2 separate regions of the Homo sapiens genome follow, and region 2 is linked to region 1. A link is an interaction called in ENCODE POLR2A ChIA-PET data of the cell type or tissue named here. Cell type or tissue: A673. All regions are shown on one strand. Each heading gives the region's core, and the rest is flanking DNA. Links, peaks and the distances in the headings are about the cores only.

Region 1 (8,318 bases), core at 256-8,255:
CTTTGCTAAGGCATAACCCATGTGACCTTTACTCCAGTTCCTAATAAGTTCCTCATTTTCATGTGAGAACTCATCAGCCAGACCTTCACTGTTCATATCACTACCAGAATTTTGGCCATAATTCAACCAGTCTGCAGGAAGTTCCAGACTTCCCTCATTTTGCTCTCTTCTCCTGAGCCCTCCACACACTTTCAACTTCTGCCCATTACCAGGTTCCAAAGTGGCTTCCACATTTTCAGGTATCTTTGTAGCAATGCCCCACTCCTTGATACCAATTCTCTATATTAGCCCATTCTCACATTGCTATAAAGAAATATCTGAGACTGGGTAATTTATGAAGAAAAGAAATTTAATTAGCTTATGGTTCTGCAGGCTGTACAGCAAGCATAGTGTCATCTGCTTTTCTGGAGGTCTCAGGGAGCTTGTACTCATGATGAAAAGCACAGAGAAAGCAGGCAAGTTACATGGCAGGAGCAGGAGCAAGAGAGAGAGTGGCAGAGGGAGGTGCCACACACTTTTAAATGACCAGATTTCATGAAACTCACTCACTATGGTGAGAATAGTACAACGGGGGATGGTGCTAAACCATTCATGAGAAACTGTATCCATGATTCAATCACCCCCACACCAGGCCCCACCTTCAACACTGGGGACCAAAATTTGATGAGATTTGGTGGGAACACAGATCCAAAGCGTATCATCTGGTTGTCTTCATTGTCAAACCAAGAAGGTCACCTCTAGCCAATTGCGTTCTGAGCTGTCCAGGATTTGAACTGCTGGAAATCCTATGATGAGTACTGACTGCATGTAGACATCTCTCTGTCTTGCCTCTTTCTCTTCTTCTTTTCTGCATGAAAACAAAATTTTACGGTAGCTCATCCTCCTCACTCAGGCCTCCACCCCAAACCGTTATGTATCTAAGGAAGCATTCAGGTTGTTGACTCTTAGCTAATCTAACAAATAAATCTATGCTAATATATTCATGGCTAGGAAATAGAACTTCTGTGTTCTCTATACATATCAGCAGAACAAGTTAGTAGAGGTAGTAGTATTTTAGACACAGTGGGCTTTTTTGTCTCTATCAGTAGGATGATTTTACAGGTAGAGATGTCAGGAAATGTTGTAAACCATGGCAGCAGGACTATATAGATACGTAGCTGATTAATTTGTTTAAGCAAAAACTTGGACATTTCTCAAGTCATTCTTGTATTAAGAAAATCAAATCAGAACTTCACAAACCAAGCCTGCTATGAGTCAAAACACAGAAAACAAAATTTGACCTATAAATATATGTTGAGGAAATAAAACTTATGGTGAATCTTACTTGTTTCATTCCATAACATGCTCACTCATATTGCTCCAACTACATTAGCTTCCTTCTGTTTCTTGTGTACAAAAAAGACATTCCTTTCCTCAAAGCCTTCCATTTACTGTTATATCAGCCTGAATGTTTTTCCTTCTAGAGGCCTATGTGGTTCATTCCCTTAATTCCTTCTCAGATTTGACTACTCTATCTATAATAGTATCCCTCTCATGATTCTTCATTCCCAAAGGCTATTTTTCTTCATAGCACTTACATATTGAATATATACTGTTCAATAATTATATTGAATATATACTGTTCAATAATTATATTGAATATATACTGTTCAATAATTATATTGAATATATACTGTTCAATAATTATATTGAATATATACTGTTCAATAATTATATTGAATATATACTGTTCAATAATTATATTGAATATATACTGTTCAATAATTATATTGAATATATACTGTTCAATAATTATATTGAATATTACAAGCTCCTGTCTCTTACAAGCTCCTTCAGGTCAGGAATTTGCTTTCCTGTTATTTATCCAAAGCCCAATTCAATGTTTACTACACAGTAGGTACTTAATAAATAATTTTGAATAAATGTATGGCAGTGTTAAGCATAGAACCCAGGTCTTTGGAGTCCTAATCCCGTATTCTTTTCACGGTATACCACAGTTTTCATATGGTTTAATGCTCATCTCTTGAAATTGTTGTGTCCTCTGTCCTTGCCCTACATATAAATACTTCATACCTACACCAGCAAAAATGTACTTACAAATCCCCTTTTGGGGAAATTTTCTTGGCTGGTGGTTTTCATTCTTTAGGGCACATTAGAATCAACTGGGAATCCTAATAGTACAGATTTGCAGGCCTTAAGTCACTGCTCTTGATTTAGTAGGCTTGAGGCAGTCTGATAAGCTGCATTTTAACAACACTGTAGGAGATTCTGAAACTACTGGTTGTGTGACCACATTTTAAGATTTGGCCTATAAATGTATGTTGTAATATAACCCAAACAGAAACAGCTCTAGGCTTGAGAGGACATTTTCATTGCAGCCTGGGGGTGATCACTCTCATCCCAGCTTTGATCTCCAGTGTTACATCCAGACAGTAGTTCATTTGAATAAACTAGGCTTTGGTGAAATAACAGGAAAGCAGATTCCTGACCTCAAGGAGCTTGTAAGAGAGACAGGAGCTTGTAACATTCAATATAATTATTGAATGTTATATATTCAGTATAATTATTGAATGTTATATATTCAGTATACTTATTGAATGTTATATATTCAGTATAATTATTGAATGTCATATATTCAATATAATTATTGAATGTTATATATTCAATATATGAGGAAAACAGCAGATTCCCTCAGGCTCCATTAAAGCCCCTTCTTTTACGTTCTTACCATTGGACAGTCTTTAGACTTCACACAATCTGCAAATTCCGTGTTAGTTCTGCCACAGAATCCATATAGCATCGCTACTGCTCTGGTCATTGGCAGGATAAAACCGAAGAAAACTGATTGTGAGGAGGGGAGAATGGAGAGTATTGGAAATACAGTATATTGGCATGTGTATGTCAGTCTGAATGTAACACTGGAGGTCAAAGCTGGAATGGGAGTGATCATCCTCAGGCTGTGAGGAAAAAGTTGTCTCAAGCCTAGAGCTGTTTCTATCCTTAGCTCTACCTAATGAAGAATGGAGACTTAAAAAAGAAAGGCATAATCACCGTGGGTTATATTACTAAGATTGCAATTGTCATTTCAATGGCTAACTGTAAGAGAGAAAGGCTATACAAAGGTATAGAGGGACAATGAGAGAGGTCATGGTCATACAAATTTCCAAATCCATGACCATTTATCTGATAGTCATGAGATTTTCAAGAATGGAAGCATATAGTTGACTTCGAAAAAGGAGGGCATTGGGACTCACCTCTTAGGGTTGTTTTATAGATCAAGCAAGATCCTGTGTATAAAACACTTAGCAAAGTACCTGGAAAATAATAATCACAGTAAGTGATAGTTATTTATACATGTGGTATTATTATTAATACATGTGATTAGGTAGGGAATCTCCATGTTTCATTCTACCTCATGAATTTCCCAAATTTTTACAACCTATGGTGAAGAAATAAGGTTTACACAACATATGTGAAGTGTGTTGACATCTTCAGAAAAACAAAGAAAAAAATCACAAAACACTCACCTAAATGATAGTATATACAATTTCATCATCGTTATTTAGGAGTTCATCATGTACTTCTAACCATTTTTCTAAAGACTTAAACTCAAGTAATATCCAAAATGTACTTGGCTAAATGCCTCATTTTTGAAGTTGCGTGTTTGGAAGAAAACTTATTCCACATGTTATTAATTATTTTATACATAATTAAGGACTTCCAACCAGTTAAAAGAATTTCCAAGATTTATTTTCTTTTAGAAATTGAAGTTGCCTTTGGTTTAGTTTTGACTTGAAATACTAACCATGTCAGCTCTATTCAGGCAGTCAGGAACACTGTTTGTGTTTTTTTTGATCACCAGTGTATTCTCAATAATCAGCACAGAGTGTGGCAAATAGTAGATGCTCAATATTTATTAAATAAGTGAACCATTACATGTTTTTTTTGTGATCCTAGTAAGTACTTGTATTCAAAGGTACTGACTCAAATTTTTTGTGATCCTAGTAAGTACTTGTATTCAAAGGTACTGACTTTTTAAGGAGTGTTTCACTTGTTAGTAAGCTCTATGCAATTACAATGGGTTTATTAGTTTCCTAGGGCTGCTGGAACAAATTACCACAAACTGGTCGCTTAAAATACAGAAATTTATTCTCTTACAGTTTTGGAGGCCAGAAATCCAATATCAAGGTGTCAGCAGGGCTATGCTTTCTCCAAAGGGCCTAAGGGAGAGTCCTTCCTTGCCTCTTCCAGCTTTTGATAGCCCCAGGTGTTCCTTGGCTTGTGACTGCAGAACTCCAGTCTGTGCTGCTCTTTTCACAAGGCCTTCTCCTTTCTGTGTCTTACCCTTTTCTGTCACTTACCATTGGATTGCAGGGCTCACTTGGATAACCTCAGGTGAGATTCCTAAAATTCTTAATTATATTTGTTAAAATCCCTTTCTAAATGAGGTCAAATTCACAGGTTCTGGGATGTGGATTTATCTTTTGGAGATCCACTATTCAACCCACTCCAATGGGTTAATGGAAAATTTCAACATTTATAGTGGGGTCTTATTTCCCAGACTGGTTTCCTAACTACCTCTCCATACACAGAATTTCTGAAGTTTTTGTAGTTGAGAAGTTTGAGGATGTTGGTTTGTGTCTAGGTCTAATTTAGAATGGAAGATGGGAGAAAAACAAATCAACATTTCACCTATAGATGGAAAAATATAGTGAATGTTGAAAACTGGTGGGTGGAGAGAGGAAGTTAAGTAAGTGCTCAAGAAGTAATGTTACACCCAACCTGATGATGTGTGCATGATATGTTAGGGGTGGGTATTTGATACATAGTGATTCGAGTGATGACAAATGCAAAAGAATAGTGGTTATGACGGTATAAAGAGGGCCATTTTGCAATAATCTTAGCATTTCACCCTTTGAGAGGGAAAAGTGGTTGTGTACCGAATTGATAAGTCATAAATACAAGGCCAGAGACTCCCAGGATCAACAGTTTGAAATGAAAGCCTCATGAAGAATACTAATCAGGAAAGAGACCTGGGGTAGATTGTGCCTTCTACACTGAAACCATCTGCATTTGATTTGGCAGTAGTAAAATGCAAGGTCTTGGAATGTATACATAACAAAAGAAATAGTACATCAGTGGTAAGTTTTTCCAGTGTAAAATAAGAAGCCAGTGAGAACACATTCAGAAATATTGTAATTCTGGCCAGCATTTTATTGAGAGGAAATTGTGGAAATTGAAAATGTTCAGCAGGTGGCAACTGCAGTGCTCTTTTTTTTTTTCTTTCTTTTTTTTTTTTTTTTTTGCTGAGCAAGGGTAAAACTTTTGCTGAAAAATAAGTCAGTATTGCTTCAGTGAAATGATTCTTAGAGAGAATTGTGGGAAGTCATGGAGTAAAAAAATATCCTGAAAGGGGAAGAACACACACTGAATAGGTTAGAAATACAACTATAGCACCACGGGAAGACCTTGATGAATAAATCACTCAGCGTGCTGGTGAAGAACCCAGTAGTAATTGGAATAAAGTTCCTTTTGTTCTAAGGCTTACTCATTGAAATGAGATTTTAATGCCTGGCCTCTTATGAAAAATAAAATAACAAAAATTTATCACATCCATTAGTAGCCAAGCCATACACAAATGTGTTTGTAAAAATAGAAAGCACCTGCAACTTCGGGAGTTAAAAAAGTGAATTTATATTTGGGAACTTGAGGGAAAATTATAAATCTAGCTTTTCCTATCACTGGAAATTTCTTTTGGTGAGTTCATTATTCCACTCAGGCAGTTGAAGTCAAATAGTGAGAATAGTAAATAAAGATATTGGGAATTTATACAGAAATGGAGGTACATAGTTGCTGTGTGAATATACTTGCTTATATGCAAATAAAATAGGTTTTGCTGTTTGATATGATGTACTTTTAAAATGACCGAGATAAAAATATCCCTACAGCTTTACTTGCCATTTGTGCCTTTCGGGTTCCCTTATTTTTCTTTTAATATTATATCACCAGCTTCCTTTTTCCCATTTCCCTAACACTGGCTAGATATATCCAGGCTTCTCTCCATTCTGATAGCATCCATATTATCAGTCTGATTTTCCCACAAGTATTTAGGCTTGCTTGGAATTTAATATTTAAAAAGAAACAAATATTATATACAGTACTGTACTCTCTTATCTTCAAGGAATACGTTGCAAGACCCTTAATTAATGCTTGAAACTGCAGATAGCAAGGAACCCTATATATATTATTTTTTCTTATACATACATAGATACAGTAAAGTTATAAATTAGACAGAGTAAGAGATTAACAACAATAGTAAAATAGAACAATTATAACAATATACGGTAATAAAAGTTATGTTAATGTGGTCTCTCCCTCTCTTTCTCTCAAAATATCTTAATTTTTTTTGGACTAAGGTTGACCACAGGTAACTGAAACCACAAAAAGCAGAACGGTGGATAAGGGAAGAAACTGTGTATACAATTTGAGAAATCCATCCTTGACTGCTAAAAAAAATATAATCATCCCATTACATTTTTTGTTTTAATTAATACTGTGAAAATAAGTTTTTGATTATATCCCCATAAAGAGCAAATTAACCTATTCCTCAAATGTCCTTTTCTCTTTCAAATTTCCTACCACCTATTTTCCAATGTAATTTATGACTTTGAACATGTATTTATCAATTTTCAAACTCCCAGAGCAGTGGTCCATTCAGAGGGCGGCGCAAAGCTTTGAGAGAGTGCACAGTAATTAGTTGGGGAATAGGAAGAAAGAAATATTATTTATATGTATTTTTATGTAAAAGATCAAGAAAGAAATTGTAATCTAATATACTATTTAATATATGAATTGATAACATATATGTACTTTATAAATATACATATAATGCATATTCTTGTTAGAAAATTCTATAAGTGTTCTAAAGTACATTTCCTCTTTACATTTTTTTGGAATTAAACTTTTGACTTCAAAATAATTTTTAAAAGTAAAGAATTGATTCAATAATACCCCAGAACTCTGATCTTAAGTGTTTCTCACATGTATTTTTCTTCCTGAAGGTTTTCTTTTTTTGACATTTACAAAATAAACATACTACACTTCTAGGTCTCTGAGCTATTTGTCAGAATTTATTCTTTTTGCAATACTGGGTGGTGATCAAGAGTGCCTAGAGGTCTTATAAAGACCCCTGAAATATTGCTAAATACTAACATGCTGAAACAATGATCGATTTTTACCTCTACATCTGTTTTGAAGATTTGGTCTATTATATTTCTTTCTCCTTCTTTATGTATTTTTCTTTTTTCCTAATTACTGCATTAAAACACACATTCATTTGAAATTTCCTCTTTGAGTACAATTGTTTTAGGTTAGCTGAAATGCAGTAACTTCCCAAATCTTTGTTTTAGCAGGAGGTTCCAATTTTGTGGAGTCTTTTTTTTTTTTTTTTTTGGGGAAAGGGTGGGATTTCTAGTGTCAAAGTTATGAATGATAAGATTTGCTTCAATAGGTAAATTCTCTTCTCCTGTAATGTCACTGGTATTTCTGCTATCATGGTTTGTCTTTCTGCAGCAGTTTCTCAGTATCTGCTTACAACATAAATTTTAGGTTTTAGCCTATATAAAATAAAACATTTATTAGCTATCAAAAAGATAACAGTGGTGGTGTGGTCATAGTGTTAGAATTTTTTCTTACTGTTTTTTCTGCTCTTATAACTTTCTTAGCCTTTCTTACAAAAAGAAAACCCCTCCTCTAAAATGTTTGAGTCCTTCATTTGTCCTTATTTAATTAAAAATAATTATTGAGCATATACTACATTCCAGGCACCATGCTAAAACATGGAGCACGGGCCAGTCATCAAAACAGACCCAAACTTTGCTGTTCAAGGAACTTACAGTCTATTGAACAATGCGAACAGTAAAGAAGTCATTGCATTATTAACAAATATTGTAAATGAACTTCAAGGTGCTGAGTGTCTTTTAAAAATTATTTCTCCTAATGCTATCCCTCCCCTATCCCCCACCCCCCAACAGGCCACAGTGTGTGATGTTCCCCTCCCTGTGTCCATGTGTTCTCATTGTTCAACTCCCACTTGTGAGTGACAACATGTGGTATTTGGTTTTCTGTTCCTGTGTTAGTTTGCTGAGAATTATGGTTTCCAGCTTCATCCATGTTCCTGCAAAGGACATGAACTCGTCCTTTTTATGGCTGCATAGTATTCCATGGTGTATATGTGTCACATTTTCTTTATGCAATCTATCATTGATGGGCATTTGGGTTGGTTCCAAGTCTTTGCTATTGTGAATAGTGCTGCAATA
Region 2 (8,318 bases), core at 226-8,225, 120 kb after region 1:
ATTACTGTTTCCTCAGGCAATGCAGGGTTAATTCTCTCAGACAGAGGTAGAAAGGCCAATACCACTGTGACTGGGGATACCACTGCCATTGGGGGTGGAGTGATCACTTCCACTGGGTTTGGGTAGGCCATTTCTGATGAGGGTGGAGATGCCAGTTCTGCTGGGAATGGGGAGGCTGCTTCTACTGACAAAGAAGACTCGTCAGAATTTAGGGGCTCAATGTCCCCCATTTCACCTGGATCTTCCCACATATCCCCATCCCAACTTACAAGATGCCATTCTTTCCTTTTCAGTACCTTGACTTTAACATAGACTCCCTGAGAGGCTGGAAATTAACTCGTGTTGAAATTTAGCCAGTTATTGGAAGAGATTCTGTGTTTGATTTTCAGCAATTTCAGCCCTGCATTATAGGAGATAGAGGTCTCCCTCAGGACACAGAAAGAAGCTCTTAGGTTATTTATGAGGCACCAGAGCTGGGAATTTGAACCCTTGAGTGCATCTTTTACTTGCGTCACTTTTTCCAGCAACATTAGAACCAACCAGCCAATGTCATTATATTCATTTGTTTTCTAAAAATGTTAGAAAGTATCACATATAGAGTCATCCAGCTTCTTGCTTCATATAAGTAGTTGACAACGAGTATCCGATATCAATATTTTACATATCTCTGTTGCCAGACTGTACCATGAACTATCCATGCTCTCTTTACTACTTGAAAGAGAGTCCTGGACAGGCACGGTGGCTCACACCTGTAATCCCAGCACTTTGAGAGGCCAAGCTGGGTGGATCACCTGAGGTTAGGAGTTCATGACCAGCCTGGCTAACAAGGTGAAAACCCATATCTACTAAAAATATTTAAAAAATTAGCTGGGAGTGGTGGTGGGTGCCTGTAATCCCAGCTACTCGGGAGGCTGAGGCAGGAGAATCACTTGAACCCAGGAGGTAGTGAGCCAAGATGGTGCTGTTGCACCCCAGCCTGGGCAACAAGAGTGAAACTCCGTCTCAAAAAAAAAAAAAAAAAAAGAAAAGAAAAAAAAAGAATGATGTCTCAGCTCAGGCAGGCAGGGAGGAGACAAAGCATTGTTTCCTCCAATATGTTCTATTTTTGTTCCCTTAATAGATTGGACGGTGCCTGCCAACATCACTATTTTACTGAGTTCATGGATTCAAATACTTATCTTATTCAGAAGCGTACTCATACTCTGGTCATCCCGTGGCCTAGTTGACACATGAAATTAACAACTATACAGTCTCGTTTATATTAAATAAATAATATATATTTAAATCTATTTTATCTTATTTCATAAACTACAAATCATACGTTATATAATAAAGCATTTTTTTATTATTGTGTTCTTTTACAACCAAATTATCTAAACCCTGGAAATAGCTTTTATCCAAAGTTGGTCATGTCTCTGGCCTCAGGTTTCTAATTTATATTGCTGAAGTAGAAAGCTCAAGCTGTGTTGCTTTATGGTCTTTAGGCCACTGTGAGACATAGAAGACTAAGCAAATAGCATCTTCACTTCAGCCCCATTTTTAAATATGAGGCCGAATAATGATGATATGAGGGGAGTCGTTATGTGTCCTGTAGCCTTGATAGTGATGCCAAACCATCAGAAATGGAATCCTTGGAGGACCAAGGTCTTGTACCTCCTATGCCTAAAGCTTTCTATTAGGTGTTTAATGTATATATAAATATATAGCAGGGTAAAATGGGACTTTCTTTCTTTTTTTTTTTTTAATTGAGATAGGGTCTCGCTCTGTCACCCAGGGTGGAGTGCAGTGATGCAAACTCAGCTCACTGCAACCTCTGCCTCACAGGCTCAAGCGATACTCTCACCCCAGCCTCTCAAGTAACTAGGACCACAGGTGTGCCCCACCACACCCAGCTAATTTTTTGTATTTTTGGTGGAGAAGGGGTTTTGCCATGTTGCTCAGGCTGGTCTTGAACTCCTGAGCTCTAACGATCCACCCACCTCAGCCTCCCAAAGTGCTGGAATTACAGGCATGAGCCACCAAACCCAGCCATAGATGGGACTTTTTTGTTGTCTTGGAAGTTCATCTGAAGTTCTGACCTGAGGACAGTATTTGATGACTACCCCCACATTTTAGAAAAAGCTTCTGAACCATACTCATGTATGTACAAATGTTAGCTCATCATCCATTTCCATGCTATGTAAAAAAAAGACTAGAAATTGATCAGTGACAAAGGAATATAATTTAATATATTTTAAATTACATATATTATTCTGTTCATGTATATTATTGATATGTATCTATGTATTGATATATATTCTATTCATATATGTTGTGTATATATATTATTCTATTCATATGTATTAACCAATTATATATGTATATAGTTGACCCTTGAACAACATGGATTTGAACTACACAGATTCACTTATATGCAGATTTTCCTCCACCTCTGCTACCCCTAAAACAGCAAGACCAACCCCTCCTCTTCCTCCTCCTCAGCCTACTCAATGTGAAGATGACAAGGATGAAGGCCTTTATGATGATCCACTTGCATTTAATGGATAGTAAATCTATTTTCTCTTTCTTATGCTTTTCTTAAAAATATGTTCTCTATTGTTAAGAATATAGTATTTAATACATATACAAAATATGTGTCAATTGACTGTTAATGTTATTGATAAGACTTCCCGTCAACTGTAGGCTATTAGTAGTTAAATTTCCGAGGAGTCAAACTTCTATGTGGAATTTTATTTGTGTGAGGGGTCAGCACTGTTAACCTTCATGTTATTTAAGAGTAAACTATCCCTGTGTGTGTGTATGTGTATGTGTGTGTGTGTGTGTGTGTTGTCAGAGCTGAGATTGAGACTGATTTACTTCTCCTGAATCTGGACTTTTCACCACTGCTCTGTATTGCTTCCTTTGTCTGAAGTGCCTCTACAGAGAGCAATCAAAAATGGTAGTGCAGAAAAATAAAACTGTTTTCTGACTGCACCCCATTGAGTTCAGCCCATTTAACTGAATTTTTAGGTATGCATGAGAATGTGATGTCAGTGATAACTGACAAGGATCAGTGATAACCATAAAACTGGAGATAAAATAATCATGGTTCTGGAAATATAGATCTGGTATAATACCAAAAAACTAAGAGAACAAATGAATTTCTTAAGGAGTGGATACAAGATGTTCAAGTCTGAATCTGTTGATATATTTGCTGTTAATCAGCATGAATCGCTATAGAATGGGGAGAAGTAATGGCAATGGGCATGCTGTAAGAACAAAGAGCTCTGAGAAGAAAAGGAAAGTTGAAGAACATCCTTGGAACCAAGGCTTACTAGAAGAGGCATCAATTTCATTAAGAAAAAAAAAGGATGCTAGTGCAAGTAATCATGAATAGGCTTTTGTGAGTTCTTTTCCATTTTTTTTAAAGGACACAGATTTTGTCTTGTTAAAATCAATTTCCTGACCATAGAATTTGAGTTTCTTTAATTTCAAGGGCAAAATGATAGTCAAGTTCAAATAAAATAATGTTTTCTTTCAGGCTGTATCTAGACTAAGCCGGACATTTGGCTAGACCTTATCTGAACCACATCCAGCAATGGCAAATAACCCTGGTATATGTGGTGCTGTCTTGTTTTATTACAAATAACTTGCCTTTTATGGCTCATAATTGTGGGCTTCTCCAAAGAAGCAAAAGGGTATCTGAGGCTTTTCCTGATAGGGATAAACATAATTGAAAATAAATCAAGACCTTCCTTTTCCCCAGTGAAATGAGTCCAGTGTTGCAAGTCTGGGTCAGAAACTAGGTTTATGACAGGGTGTCCCAGATGTCTCTGCAGCTTCCTCCTTGCATCAGATGCCAGCATCCAGTGACTCGATCCAGATGGTTGCTGATCTGTGCAGCAGATCCTCCCACTGTGTCTCTTCCTGGGTAGCCATTGCTTGGGTTGTACTGTGGCTTTCTGAGCTCACGTGCCACATCCTCACAGACTAGGGAGGGAAAGAAAGGTCAGGTTGCTACCTTATAAAAGTGGGACTGCCACAACTTGAGATTAGATCCATGGAATAAATGTACTGGATTGTTGAGAGCATAAAATGACAAACTAGAGCAAATAAGCACTGATGAAGCACATTTCTCCTACTTTTTTGTTGGTTTGTTTGTTCTGTGCTTATTCCTCAAATGTCAGGTTCACTTTGTTCACTTTCACTTTGAAGGAGCTGGCCTCCTTTCTGGGTGATTTCAAGGCAATAGCTTTTAAGCTTTTTTATTTTTGTTTCTTTGTTTTGTTTTTTAAACTGCAGATGCGGTCAAAAAGGTTTTGCTTTATTACTTTGTTATTCTCTATTTGGAACAAGAAATATAAACTTTTCCAATACTTTTTATAAGTATTTATTTTAAACACGTAGACTCACTGTGAAGGTATCCCTTTCCCATAGCACACCACCACCACTGAGAGGAGCCTGCAGTAGAAAATGAGAATGGCAGAAGGCAGGCTATATCTTTCCCTAATTAGCTTAGAATGGTCCTAATTTAGAGGAACAAAGTCCACACCCTGAAACCTAATGAATTTAGCTTCACAGTGAGCTTCTCGTGGCTTTAGAGTCTTTAGTTCACTATATTGTTATGATAAGGCAAGCTATCATATGTGATGAGTGCTTATCTTGTACCATATTAAAGAACATTGTCTAAAGAAATCATGAACTTAATGCTTCTAGTGCCTGAGTTGCTTGCTCATCTTTTACATTTTCCTAGATATCCCCAAGAAAGTTTTTTCTTACATGCACTACTTCAAGTACCTTACTGGAGTAGTCTAAAAGAGGTACCCGAAGAGGAGTCCAAATTAGCCAGGCCTAATTATAGAGCTCTAAAAGGTATTGTAAATAAATAGGTCAATTTAGTGAATTTTCTATAAGAACTCTACTTGTCCTTTGATTCTCAGTGTTTGAACAAATTCATGTTTTCCTGCATAGAGACAAAAATCCATGCACAGATTGGTAAGTCCCAAGTTCTGATCAATTATTCAGGGTTCTGTCTGCATATCTCTTCGAAACGCTACCTTCTTAACTAGAATCCTAAAGGAGGATCATGAGGAACACACAAAAGAGATGTTGAACATTCTTTGAAAAAGCTTAACTTTTTATAATGATTTAAGTGAAAACAAATCAGAGACACATGGATTACATTTGCCTTGGAATACACATGGGTTTGAAGAACTAAGAGAAAAAAGGCTTGGCACGTTGTGGTTGGGTATTACTGATTGCAAAACATTTGGGGAAAATATTTAGGGTTTTTTTTTTTTTTTTTTTTTTGACAATCACCAAAAGTGACCAAGCTAACTCATTTGCTCCCACCTCCTTTGCCTGTAGGATTGGCCTAAAGTTGGGAGGCATTTGAGGTGAGAGAATACAGGAGACTCTGTATTTCTTTGTCAATAAATGAGCCTTGCCCTGTCTTTTTATTCCCCCATCTTTACCTCTCTTCCACCACATAAGGGAATGAATAATTACTTACTTTGAAAAGTGAAATAGTTCTGGGACAGTGTGTCTTAGAGTTAAGTAAATTCACATTGTATTGACCTCTATAGATCCCTGGGGGTGGAGGAGGGAGGGGCGATAAATCCTTATAGAGCCTGGTGGACTGAATAGCTTAATAGAATCAGTTGTCTTTTAGTTGTATTATGTGGTTGTTAGCTGCATTGTGCCTTGCTGCCAACTCTTCCTTCCTTCCTTCCTTCCTTCCTTCCTTCCTTCCTTCCTTCCATTTCTTCCTTCCTCCCTCCCTCCCTCCTTCCCTCCCTCCCTCTCCCGTCTTCCACAAATACCTATTGAGCACCTATTATGTACAAGGTACCATGCTGAGTACTGCCAGGAGCTGAAGATTTGATCTTTAGGTATTTCTCAGTGGTGACAAGCTTAGTATAAACATGTGTTAGGTAAGCACTAGGTTGGGTGTTTTGAGGTTTCATTTCTTTTAGTATTTGCATATGATAATGGATGATCTATTATTTGCTGTCTTGGTATTCATCAAATCTTCATTTATGTGGTGTTTCGGCCAGATAAACCTCTTTGATAGACATATTCTATAGTAGAAGAAACTAATTTATTCTTAAATAGGTGGTCTAATTCTATGTACTTCAATAGTGTTCTAAATGTGGATCTGAAGGCAGCAAGCCATCCCACGGTATTGTCACAAAGGATATTATGGCCTAACATCTTAAAGCTTAGCATTTTAAACTCTACTGCAGTAACCCCTCATCCTCCCATTCCTCATTACCAAGGTCATGGGAATTATAACTTTAAAAAAGTAAGAGCAAAAACAAGCTAAAGAAATAAGAGATGATACATAGCTTATAATAAGAAAGACAATTGTAAGCAGCCTATTATCCCAAATTAAGATCAGGTAGATTTGTCATTACAAAGCAGATAAGTCTACTTTTCTGCCCTCAAGTACTGCATACACAGAATTTAGAAACAAAGGCTCCTGGAAGTGTAGAGTCAATTTTTTAGGTATTTTGCAGGGGATCTTATGATTCTCTAAATTTATTAGGCCTGTAGAAATAGAATTCATACAGTTTTAAAGTCTGACCCACTGGGTTATGAGGGCTGGAAAATTGACCTTTATTTACTTAGTCTTAACAGTAAACATGATAGAATGAGCTGCTTACAGCTGGTTGGGGAGCAGGCAGGTAGTGAGGCTTTCCAGAACAAGAGAACATCAAGACCCTGTGAGAAAGTCAAAAAGAACTTCTCAAAGGACATGACTGTTCTACTATCTCTAGTGGTGTCTCTGTTCTTGCTTTTCTTTCTCCTCTTTCCAACAGATGGTCCCCATTGGACAAATATCTCTTTGCTTAATGGTCCAGTCAAATTTTGCAATAAGTGAAAGGTGCTGCCAAACATTTGAATGATGAGTTAGACACTTGAAAAATAATTTGCTTACCCTTTCCCTGTCTCAGAAGAACTTTGTTTTCATGACTTTGTAAGATGTTGGATGATGGCAAAGAAATTTTGTTTGCTTTTATGGTCTCTTCACATTTTAATTCATTAAAAGTCACCAACTAGATATAGAATCTATATTATGTGCTCCTCAAACTTTTAGTTAAGCCAAGATGAGTTGATTTTTAGTTCTATTTGAAAGTTTTTAAGGCTTTAAGGATTAAATTCAAATCTCAGTAGAAAATTCTATCTTGCACGTTTTTTGTAAAAAGCTGTGAGAAAACATAGCAACCATTCCTTGGCAGTATTTCATAGAATCAACTATATGTGACACTTTTCACTATTGCATCTTCTTCATCTACATACCATCCGTGGTCCAGTCTCTTTACAGCAAAAAAGAAAAGGAAAAGTAAAAGTTCATAAATAGTTATCTATTTATTGGCAAAATGTAAGACTTGTAAAAAAATGACTACAGAATTGATGAATTTTTCTAATGGTTCATCCAGAGTTTTAAGAAAACACAAAAATCACTGTTCGTTGTGATGTCCACTGAGGCTTATAACTATCACTTATTTGTAACAAACCATGCTTTTTTAAGGCCTATAATTTTCTCTCAGATAATGTTAGTAAAAACTCTTCAGAATATATACACGCTCTTTAAGTCTATTTCTGAGTTCTTATTCCAGTTAAACGGGTTTATCAGAAAACAGATGATGCATGCAAAACACCAAATATATGGGAAAAGCAATTAACATTCTTGAGGAAGATGATATGGACAATTTTAGGTAAAAAAATCTTGCTACAATCATTGAATACATAGGTGGTCAATAAATATTTGAGTTAATCCTAGATGTATGTGTCTGAATGTGTATTAGTTATCTATTGCTATATAGCAAATAACTCTGAAACCTAAGAGCTTAAAACAGCAAACACAGATTATCTCACTTTCTATGGGGCAGGAGTTGGGTGTGAAGGATCTGCGTGGATTTGGCTCAGTCTCTCGTCAGAGGAAGCTGTTAGCCTGAGCTACAGTCATGCTACCCTGAAGATTCAAATAGGGGAGGATCTGATTCCAAGCCCTGGCTGTTGGTCAGAAATGGTATTTTTTTTTAACCCTGTGGGTCTCTTCCTGGACTGCCTGAGTGTCCTTATGACATGGCAGTTGGCTCCCCTATGCAAATGAAATGAGAGAGAGTGAGAGAGAGAGCACAAGCACACACTTAAGATGAAAGCTGCAGTTTCTTATACCCTAATCTGAGAAGTGACAGGACCATCACTTTTGCTGTATGCTGTTGTTCATACAAAAAAACCCTGCTACGTGTGGGGAGAACTACACAAGGGTGTGAATCCCAGCAGGTGGGTCTGAGCTGGCATCCACAGTTTGTATGTGGGGTGAAAGTAGC

The links. Peaks named below come from ENCODE experiments on the same cell type or tissue, not always from the same donor. Only the 100,000 strongest peaks of a DNase experiment are listed, where the experiment ranks them.
Region 2: POLR2A ChIA-PET joins it to region 1 with 8 read pairs; 1 of 35 experiments calls an interaction of 5 or more read pairs at or near these places.

The regions. Positions count from the first base shown.
Region 1 is chr4:107,506,737-107,515,054 of GRCh38, reverse strand. No RefSeq gene overlaps it. Among named protein-coding and RNA genes, the nearest start is that of PAPSS1, 210 kb to the left of the region's middle. In A673, for the core only: no CTCF peak of the experiment used is centred there; a DNase peak (open chromatin) is centred at 5,184; H3K27ac peaks cover 1,944 bases.
Region 2 is chr4:107,388,685-107,397,002 of GRCh38, reverse strand. No RefSeq gene overlaps it. Among named protein-coding and RNA genes, the nearest start is that of PAPSS1, 330 kb to the left of the region's middle. In A673, for the core only: no CTCF peak of the experiment used is centred there; DNase peaks (open chromatin) are centred at 3,832 and 5,582; H3K27ac peaks cover 5,482 bases.